Regions from separate parts of the Homo sapiens genome. Here region 2 is linked to region 1. Evidence: read pairs that join two places in POLR2A ChIA-PET (ENCODE). Cell type or tissue: MCF 10A. All regions are shown on one strand. Each heading gives the region's core, and the rest is flanking DNA. Links, peaks and the distances in the headings are about the cores only.

The links. Peaks named below come from ENCODE experiments on the same cell type or tissue, not always from the same donor. Only the 100,000 strongest peaks of a DNase experiment are listed, where the experiment ranks them.
Region 2: POLR2A ChIA-PET joins it to region 1 with 7 read pairs; 2 of 35 experiments call an interaction of 5 or more read pairs at or near these places.

What each region holds. Positions count from the first base shown.
Region 1 is chr1:91,567,333-91,572,713 of GRCh38, forward strand. It overlaps LOC102723436 (a long non-coding RNA gene), which reads right to left and starts at 2,181. Exons shown (of 5, transcript XR_007066219.1): 1 at 2,081-2,181; 2 at 401-836. In MCF 10A, for the core only: no CTCF peak of the experiment used is centred there; DNase peaks (open chromatin) are centred at 2,259 and 2,639.
Region 2 is chr1:91,670,463-91,675,843 of GRCh38, forward strand. No RefSeq gene overlaps it. Among named protein-coding and RNA genes, the nearest start is that of CDC7, 170 kb to the left of the region's middle. In MCF 10A, for the core only: no CTCF peak of the experiment used is centred there; no DNase peak of the experiment used is centred there.

The DNA.
Region 1 (5,381 bases), core at 223-5,222:
TTAGCAGGCCACAGGGATGGAACACACGTTGCTTGGGATCACTATGGGAGCCTCCTCACTGCCATGTGGTCTTTTGTTTGTTTTGTTTTGGCTGGAATGCACTGGCATGATCTTGGCTCACTGCAACCTCCACCTCTTGGGTTCAAGCAATCCTTGTGCCTCAGCCTCCCAAGCAGCTAGGACTACAGGCATGCACCACCACACCTGGATAATTTTTTATTTTTAGTGGAGACGGGGTTTCTCCATGTTGGCCAGGCTGGTCTCAAACTCCTGACCTCAGGTGATCCACCCACCTCGGCCTCCCAAAGTGCTGGGATTACAGGAGTGAGTCACCACACCTGGCCTGCCAGGTGGTGTTTACTCTCCTCCCTGGCACTCCCTTGAGGACCAAGTGGCTCACCTGTATTCCACATCAATGACATCCTTTCTGGAACAGCTTCGAACCTTTTAATGCCCCATGACCACATCTCCTGGTTATCATGTTGACCTCTTTTCCATGGAGTACTAGTCATCCTTGGCTTCAACATGGAGGTGGGGAAATTCCCCCAGAAGGGATACGATTGTCCTTTAGGCCACAAGACATGAAGTTTGGTCACAAAGTTAACAGTGGCAGTTATGCTTGCCTCTCCAGCATCGGTTCTCCCTTCCCTCAGTGCCTGTACTGATTGTCATTCAGGTATACACACTGCCCCAGGGCAGCCTTGACTTTGGGCAACATGTAGGTGAATATTCTGAAAACATTCACAGACAAATTTGAGTTCAGATCCTGGTTCCACCATGTAGTAAACGTGCCACCTGCACAAATTAATTGCCTGTTTCAGCCTCAGTTTCCTCATCTGTATGAAAGTATAGAGAAAAGGAAACTATCATGTAGAATTATGATATGGATTAGGAATAATATATTCTGTAAAGTGCTTGCTTTCTGGTATTATTATTAACAGTTATTAATCCCTTCGGAGGGGTTTGTATGCCAGGTTGCTTCTTGGCGTTATTTACAGTCAGCTGAGAGCAAATGGAATGTGGAAATGAACATTATGATGGCAGACAAGGCTAGGAAAAAATGCAGAGCAGAGCACAAGTTCTGGACAGCAGTCTGGAGTCTGGTGGTGCCAAAACTTGGCGGGGCACAGTGGCTCATGCCTGGGATTCCAGCACTTTGGGAGGCCGAGGCGGGAGGACTGCTTGAGCCCAGGAGTTTGAGACCAGCCTGGACAACATGACGAAACCTCATCTCTACAAAAAATTTAAAAATATGCCGGCTGTGCTGGTACATGCCTGTGGTCCCAGCTACTCAGAAGGCTGAGGTGAGAGGATTGCTTGAGCCTGGGGAGGTCGAGGCTGCAGTGAGCCATGTTTGTGCCACTGCACTCCAGCCTGGGCAACAGTGCAAGACTCTGTCTCAAAAAAAATTGGAGGCCGAGGCAGGCGGATCATGAGGTCAGGAGTTTGAGACCAGCCTGGCCAACATGGTAAAACCCAGTCTCTACTAAAAATACAAAATTAGCCAGGTGTGGTGGCACACACCTGTAGTCCCAGCTACTTGGGAGGCTGAGGCAGGAGAATCGCTTGTACCTGGGAGGCAGAGGTTGTGGTGAGCCAAGATTGTGCCACTGTACTCCAGCCTGGGTGATGGAGTGAGACTCCATCTCAAAAAAAAAAAAAAAAATAGCAGTACTAAAAATAGGCCTATTTCAATCCTAGTTTATTAATTAACTATAATCAACCTCCCAATAAATGAACCTCAGTGAGTTGGTTTTCAGTGGGTTGTAAGCCAAGACCAGTCCAAAGTGATCTCTGAGCTGGACCTCCCATGGCCTTATGCCAATTTCTGAAATATTGTCTCACTTATTTCCTACCAATATGCATCCATCACAAACTCAGATGATACAACTCATTTCTGGGTGTTTTCTTCTTAAAGCCTACAGGAACAATTATGGACAGTTTCAAATCATACAAATATCTACTATTTAGTGAGCACCTACTATATAGCTTTGAATCCTTATTCTGCTCTTGCAGGCTTCTTATCCCCATTCTACACCCAAGGAAGGAAACAGAAGCTCAGAGAGGTTAAGTGACTTACCCAAGGTCTCCCACCTAGTAAGTGGCTGGGCCAGGATTCAAAGCTAGGACTGTCTGACTTCTTTTTTACTTCGTCTTCTAAAGCTCCAGGCTAGAATGACTGACTTCTTTTTGATGATGCAAAGCTACCTCTTGATCCTATTACCCCATCAATAAGTGGGTGTGTGTGAGAGAGAGAGAGAGAGTGTGTGTGTGTGTGTGTGTGTGTGTGAGTGACAGAGAGAGAGAGAGAGGTGTCCTCTGGGCCTAGAACAGCTGGCAGGATCCTCTTTCACCTTATATACTGCTGGTGGAGCCAGGCAATGATTGAATGTGCAAAGTCACAGAGTAGGAAGCGGAGGTAGGTCACTCACAAAGGAGAGCCACAGGAAGGAAGGAAAGAAGGGAGGGAGAGAGGAAGGTCAAGAGGGAGGGAAGGAAGAGGAACGGAAGAAGGAAGGAAGAGAGAAAAGAAAAAAGGGAAGGCGTGAAAGCAGGAAACTGCTTTCTCCTGTCTTGTTAAGAGTGACTCAGAGGGACATTTCCAGAGGGCTGGCCAGTAAAGAGCAGCCTTTCCCCGTGAGGAGGGTGGAGAGCATGGCTGCTGGCGGAGCTCCATCACTCTCACTCACAAGGCATGTGCCCTCTGAGGAGGGTGTTGACAGCACCATTTTCACCTCAGAGGGAGAGGCGTTTCTGTTCACATGGAAGGGCACATGTGAGGGGTATTTGGTCAGGAATGCATTACAGACTCAAAGAAGAAGCTGGCATGCCCAAGAAGAGTCACTCCAACGTGGAGAAAATGCAACCAAGATGTTGGCTCAGATGCTCACAAGAGGCTGCCAGAGATGGTCTCAGAGTCCCCAGTTCTGAAGCACCCTCCAAGTACTCAAAGATCTGCATCACAAAGGCTGTATTAAGAAAGCACAGAAATTTTACAGTCAGAACATTTCTGTAAACACGTTGGTTTAATCCCAATTTTACAGCTCAGCTACTCTCTGTAACACACAATCCATAAAGCATTTACAATATTGTTCAAAATCTATACACTATTTACATTCCCTGCCCTCCGTGCAGGTACGGTGAATCGAGGAACTTGGCCAGAGTCCTGGAGAAACAGCTAAGACTCAAGAAACCACAAAAACTAGCAACAAGAACCCTGAATAAGACGTGTAAAGAACAGGGAGCCCCAAAGACAAGTCCTCCAAATCAGGAGGATCCGGTCACATGTGGGCAAACTCAGGGAGATAGGAGTCCTTGGTAGCCTCCTCCAAGTGACCAGATGGATGATCAGCCCTACCTCACAGCCCATGGTTTATGCGAATCTGTTTTTCTAATACTCCATCAAAAAGCACCTCCCTTTGGTTACTCAGTGAGGGGCATAAATGTCCATTGTGGGCTGATGCAGTGGCACGCGACTATAATCCCAGCTACTCAGGAGGTTGAGTGGGAGGACTGCTTGAGACTAGGAGTTTGAGTCCAGCCTGGGACACATAGTGAGACTCTGTCTCTGAAAAAAGAAGAAAAAATGTGGATTGCTTCTGGCCATTCAAATTTCTCCAGCAGTAACCTGGGCCCTGGGATATTTTCCCCAGTATGGTCCTTGGTCACTGCCCTGGGCCTGTTGACATGGCAACTACACCCAATACGGCTTTACAGGTCAGCCTCTGCCCACTCAGGGCAGGCTGCCCAAAAGGAGCCCAGGGCTGGCAGGATCTCTTGCCTGGCCCTCAAGTGAGTTCACCCCTCATAAGGGTAGACCCAGGTTCAGCGAGTCCTCAAGCCCATATAATTTCTGCCCTTTTAAAGAAAAGGAACACAAAATTACAAACTGAAAGTGAGGTACAGGGCCTGGGGAGAGGCCGGTACAAGAGAAAGGCCCCAAAGCGTAAGCCTACCTTTGAAATAAACCCACTTCTGCCTTTCCCTAAGCTCTGACCACCCAAGGAGGTCTTCAATGGCTCCTCTCAGGTGGCAGGAAGCCTCTGGGCCTGGCATGGCTGGCAGGATCCATGGCAGTAGGCTTCACCTAATTTCCTTGGCACACAGAGATGCTTAATTGTTGATTTTCAAGCTCAGAGTAGAAAGCAAAAAGATCAGGATGAGAGGTAAAACAAACTCAGCAATACCGAGGACTATTCATAGTTTGAAGAATTGGGTTAATCAATTCAAAAGTAATCATTTTAAAAAATCATTTTAGAAATTGTTATTATACAGAATATTTGCTGTTTTAAATGAACTTACGGGATATTGTTCACCAGCATATAGCATTTTACATTTATCGATTTTTGTTGTTTTTGCTGTTATTCTTCAATCCTGTAAATCCCTGGAGACCCAGCTCAACCACTGCCTTGGGACCCAACACCCTAAAAATGGATCTATTACTCAGCTACACACTGAACTCAGTAAAATGTTCTGCCTTTTGCCTCTACAGCAGCCTGGCTGCCAACGAGGACAAGTCTAAGGCAGGAAGTACATCTCACGTCCTGCTTAGATTTGATCCTTTGGCTGCTCAAGCTGCTGTGATATAATGAATAGAAGAAAGAGACATCTCAGAATCCATAGTGAATTAGACCAGTGAGCCAAGTAGCCATGTCAAGCAGGGACAAACAGCCCCCTGCCTCACAGGGGATGGAACCTATGTCTGCAAAGGTACAGGCAGCGCCTCAGACCGGAGTGGACCTCAAAAACAAGGGCTCCAACCCAGCAGCAAGACCTGGGTCCAAAAGAAAGTGTCCTTTGGATGCCACAGGCTTTGTTATTGGAAACCCCAGGCCAGAGAGGGAACTGAAACTGTTTAATTAGGGACATACCCGCGTGTCAGGAAACCAAGTGTGACCCTGGGAGGGGTAAAGTTCCGGTTGGGAGGAGACTTGGATGGGTAAGAGGAGGGCGGTGGGACAGGCAGACGCACCCAAGGGAAGGAAAGGACCGAGATAGGGCAGCCAGCTGCCCTTGGCTCCGAGTCCTGAGGAGGCAGCATCTCTTCTGTGCACAGACAGTTCTTTAAGGATTGAAGCTGGGCTGCCTCAACCCGCCCAGGAGAGCAAGGGCGACCAGGACCATCCCTCTGACTCCTTTTGACTGGAAGGCAACAAAAGTGTTTTCAGGAGGTTCTCTGCTCATATCAAATCTCCTCACTTTGGAAACTTCTTGCTGGCATTTCCTGGTTGCGTCTGCCTCTTCTCAACAGACTTGAAGGTCTCTGGGAGAACATGCCTTATCTAATTAATAATCGCTTCCTCTTATTGAACTCTTACTGTGTGCTAGGAATTGTCCCAGGTATTTTACCCTAAATTGTCTCACTTACTTCTCCCAATGCA
Region 2 (5,381 bases), core at 300-5,299, 100 kb after region 1:
TGATTGATTGAGCAAGCAGGGGGTAAGTGACTGGGGGCTGCATGCACCGGTAATTAGATCGGAACAAAACAGGATAGGGATTTTCACAGTGCTTTTCTATACAGTGTCTGTAATCTATAGATAACAATCAATTAGGTCAGGGGTCCATCTTTAACCACCAGGCCCAGGGTGTGGCGCCGGGCTGTCTGCTTGTGGATTTCATTTCTGCCTTTTAGTTTTTTCTTTTTCTTTCTTTGGAGGCGGAAACTGGGCATAAGAAAGTATGAGGGGTGGTCTCCTCCCTTAGAGAAAGATGGGCAATGTACAAACTAAAACAATTAAGAAAAATATTATCAAGGAATAAGTGTCATGCAAAGAATTAAAACTAAATGATGTGATGGAGGGAAATTGGGTGTCTACCATAGACTGGGTGATGGGGGAAAGCCTTTCCCGTGTGATAATTAAGCTGAGATCTGAAAAGTAAGGAGGAACCAGCTGTGGGATGATAGGGGGAGTAGCATTCCAGGCAAAGGAATTGTCAATGTGAAGGCGTTAAGGTAACAAAGATGTCACAGAACATGATGGTTGGAGCAAAACAGGGAGGCAAGAGAGTCGTATGAGCTGAGGAGGAGTCAGATCCCTTAGGGCTCTGAGTGCCAAGATAATCACAGACAAAGGGCTAATCTTTGTAATATATAAAGAATTCCTAGAAATTGAGAAAATTAAAGACAACAACCCGATAGAAAAAGAGGCAAAGGATAAAACAGACAGTTCACAGCATAACAACAAATAATCCTTATACATATAAAAAGATGCACAACTTCATTCATTGTAAGAAAAATGCAAATTAAAATTACTTTGAGATATCATTTTTTCATCCATCAAATTGGCAAAAATACCAGAGTTGGATAACGCACTCAATTGGTACAGCTATGAGAAAACAGGTATTGTTGACAGTAGTTTAAAATGGTGCAACTTCAATGGGATCCAATTTGGTAATATCTATTAGGAATAAAAATGCACTTACTCTTTGGCCTGGCAATCCTACTTCTGGGAATTTTTCCTTGAGATACACCTGCACACAAACCAAAGAACCTTCATATAAGGCTACTCACTGCAGTGTGGTTTTTAATAGCAAGAGATGGAAACAAGCCAAGTGTGCATTGAAAGGGGTAGGTTAGGCCAGGTGCGGGGGCTCATGCCTGTAATCCCAGCACTTTGGGAGGCCGAGGCAGGTGGATCATGAGGTCAGGAGTTTGAGACCAGCCTGATCAACATGGTGAAACTCCGTCTGTACTGAAAATACAAAAATTAGCCAGGCATGGTGGCACGTGCCTGTAATCCCAGCTAATCAGGAGGGTGAGGCAGGAGAATCGCTTGAATCTGGGAGGCGGAAGTTATAGGTAGCCAAGATTGTGCCATTGAACTCCAGCCTGGGCAACAGAGCGAGACTCCATCTCAAAAATAAAATAAAATAAAGAAGAAGAAAAAAAGGGATAGGTTAAATAAATTATGGTATATCCCCAAAGTAGAATTCTATATGGCTGTAGAAAAGAAATGAGATACTGATTTATATTCTGATATGGATACAAAATATGTTAGGTGAGACAAGCAAAATGCAGAACATGTATCGTATTAATATGTTTCCACTGTGTAATAAAGGGGGAAAGAGAGGAGATTCTTATTTGCTCACATTTGCTTTAAGAAGCATCACAAGCTAGTGAAAGTGGCTACCTACAGGGGAACAGAAGGGTACACACAGGAATAGGAGCCGGATTTTTAAAAGTATACTTTTGTTTTGTTTTTTTGGAATTTATTCTAAGTGTGATGGGAAGCCATTTGGAGTATTAAACAGGGGATTGACAAGATCTAACGTCTTTTAAAGAGTGTGTTCTAGCAGCCACCTGGGGAATAATCTTAGACAGACGAGGAGGCCGCAGGGAGTCTGCTGGATGTGCTGGTTTATGTTGGAGGTAAGGATGGCGTAGACTCGGGTGGTGGTGGTGCAGATGGAGAGCAGCAGATATGTTTGGAAGCCATCAGGACTCACTGATGGATTGGCTGCGGGAGGTTAGAGAAAAATAACAGTTTTGTGTCTTGAGTCATGAGGTGGCATGGTGCTACCAGACCCCAGAGATTGATAAAATAACAGCTGGGGCAGTTCATAGGGTTTTATGGAAAAGACTGCCTGTTAGCAGAGCTGTGAAGGACTCTAGGATCTGAGGAGGTGATGAGAAGGCCTTGCAGATGGAGAGGAAGGAATGGAGCAGGCAGGGCCAGGGGCCAGGAGGCAGTGGGGGGCTCTGCTCTGAGAACTGGTTGGGTCTCTCTGCTCACAGTTGTTTCAGTTTTTCTCCATTGCAACTCAGCTCAGCCCCAGGGCCATGAAACAACTTGAAACCAAATCCTCTATTTCCCATCATATGCTTCTTTTAACTGCTTCCTACACTTCCTGTGACTGTTTCCTTGCAGTAACTAGAGTTTCTATCACATGCATTGGCATTCTGAGAAATACACTAAAAGTGAAAAAAATCAACCAGTCAAAATGAGGACTGGCTGGCTGGCTGGGTTAAAGATTTGTCGCTTTTTCCTTTGCTGGCGCAATAACGTAATTACCTTCTCTTGGATCACTCACTGGGGTGGAAAGGTAAAGCGTGGTGGATTTCCCTGGAGTGCAGGTTGGATGCTCCTCCAGGTGCTTCCACTTTTAAGGCTAACTGGCGGGCTAAGAAGCTTTTTATTTTCACCTCTCCTCTCCACTCAAGAAAAAGATTTGATAACTGGAATCCTCAATGGAAAGTCTCTTCTGCAGTTGCTGTACTTATCAAAAAGTGGTGCTCCAGAAGAAGTTTGTGTTTCAGATGAAGATTCTTGAAGCTCTAGTTTCCACTTTTGGGGTATGCTGTATGGTTTTGGGTTTAAATAACAAAAATTGGCCAGGCACGGTGGCTCATGCCTGTAATCCCAGCATTTTGGGAGGCCGAGGCAGGTGGATCAGTTGAGGCCAGGAGTTCAAGAACAGCCTGGCCAACATGGTGAAACCCCGTCTCTACTAAAAACACAAAAATTAGACGGGCATGGTGGCAGGCTCCTGTAGTCCCAGCTACTTGAGGGGCTGAGGAAGGAGAATCACCAGAAAGTCAAGGCTGCAATGAGCCGAAATTCTGCCATTGCACTCCAGCCTGGGCGACAGAGCGAGATCCTATCTCATGGAAAAAAAAAAATTAGTTTTCTCCCTTCCTACACCACCCCTGCACCATACAGAATCCATGTGATTTTCCCTTTTAAAAATTCAGCATTATTTCAACACTGTTGTCAAGTACACTGTGTTCTTTGCAGAAACTATGTCATAGGCAGTTTATGAACCGGGACAAGTAACAGACCAGCAAAAGCTGCTCCACCCAAATCACTTATGAAGACTTTCAGCTTTGAGTCTTTGATTGGTCAAGTGGAAAGAACCAAGTTGGGTTTCAAAGCTGAGAAATTCTTGTTCTCCTTGTCCATTCCCTCTTTTCTTGCACAGGTGGTGTGCTTTGGTTGATAAAAGGATAATCAGTTCTGGGGCTTCTGAGCAGAAAGAAAATATTGATAATATGTTAATAAAATAGAAAGGAAAATGGCTGAGGGTTGTGTGTGTGTGTGTGTGTGTGCACACTCACACTCCCACCCCTCATTTCTTTTTAAGTCAAGATAGAGTTCACTTCAGTCATGTGGTTCTACATTTAAAGTTTTTTTTTCTTTTTAATGAATTCTCAGAGGCAGTAAATGCAGAAAATCTTTAAAAATTAATTCAAGCTGTGACCTTCTGAGTAAGGGGAGGTGATGTCATATGATGACCTTTATTTTAAGTGTGAAATCGAATCTACATAAAGTACAGTGTTGAGTTCCTCTGAAAAAGCTGAGGTGGCAATCTAAGAACAAGGGCAGCAAATATGCCAAAACTCAAACTTTTGATTATCAATGACATCTATAAAAATTAATCCGGCCATTTGCCCATTTTCAAACATGTTGCATTAGGGAAGAACAATGCTATAGGTTTGGCTTGCTTTGAAACAAAAAAGATGCCTATATTTGGCATTTGGTAACATTTCTTCACTTTACAGAATTATTATAACATTCACAAGTGGCTAGATGAAACCAACACTTTATAAATAATGTTTGATTAGGGAATATTAATTTTTCCATAAACATGGGGAGGGAGGAAGAGGAGGAAGAGCAGCAAATTATCAAGAATACTGTGTGGAACCATGAAAAGTTTGGGATAGACCTAACATTGATTTGCTTTTTATTTACTAGACAACTTTTTTTTCTCTCTCTCTCTCTCTCTCTTTTTTTGAAATAACAGGGAAAGAAATTACATCTGTGTTTTTTTTTTTACAATAAAAATCAGACAACTCACAACTCTTATTTAGGTCATGAAATTATAACATTTTTGGATCACAGACTCTTGTAAGAATCTAATGAAAACTATGACTTATTGCCATATGTAAGGGCCTAATGAATTAGATCAATTTCTGGTTGTTTTACTTGTCTGTTTGAGTAATCCATTTAACTATTCCTATGCTAATATCATATTATTTTTATTACATGATTTTATACTATATGTGCTAAGGCCAGACTACCTCACAATTCTTTTTAAAAGTATTAATTCAATGGGAAGTGAATGAATTGAATAAATTCATTTTTTTAATAAATTCATTTTTTAATAAATGCTTCCAGTAGAATTGAATAATCACCTGGAAAGAAGCAAAAATAGACCCCTACCTTCATATCATACACAAAAGTATGGATAAAGACCTACATTTTAAAAATAAAATTTTAAAAGTATTAGTATATATCTAGAGTCAGAGAAACCCTAAGCAAGAGAGGGAACCCAGAGGCCAAAAGGAAAAGATATGTATCTTCAACTACATAAGAATTAAACATTTAGTCTTGGCAATATCAATTAGAAACAAAATGAAAAGACCATAATAGACTGGGAAAATATTTCTCATACATGACATGTGACACAGAATTTCACTAATGTACGATCATTAAGAGAAAGACAATTCATTAGAAAAATGGGCAAAGAAAATAGAAATTTATAGGAGAACCTGGGAAAGACTGATATGATAATTTAAAACTTAGTCATTGCAGATAATACAAATCCAAATGAGATACAATTTTCAACCATCAGATTGGCAAAATTTAATAGTGGGTAATATTTATTAAGTGATTAGTATAGGCTAAGAACTTTATGTGGACTAGCTCATTTAATATTGACAACAATGCTAAAGTGTAGATTTTTTTTAATATCACGGAAACAGTTCACCTAGCAAATGGTAGCACCAAGATTTAAATCTGATGCCTAGAGCCCAAACTTCTGTTTCAACGTAGGCAATGTTGATGAGGAAGCCAGGGAA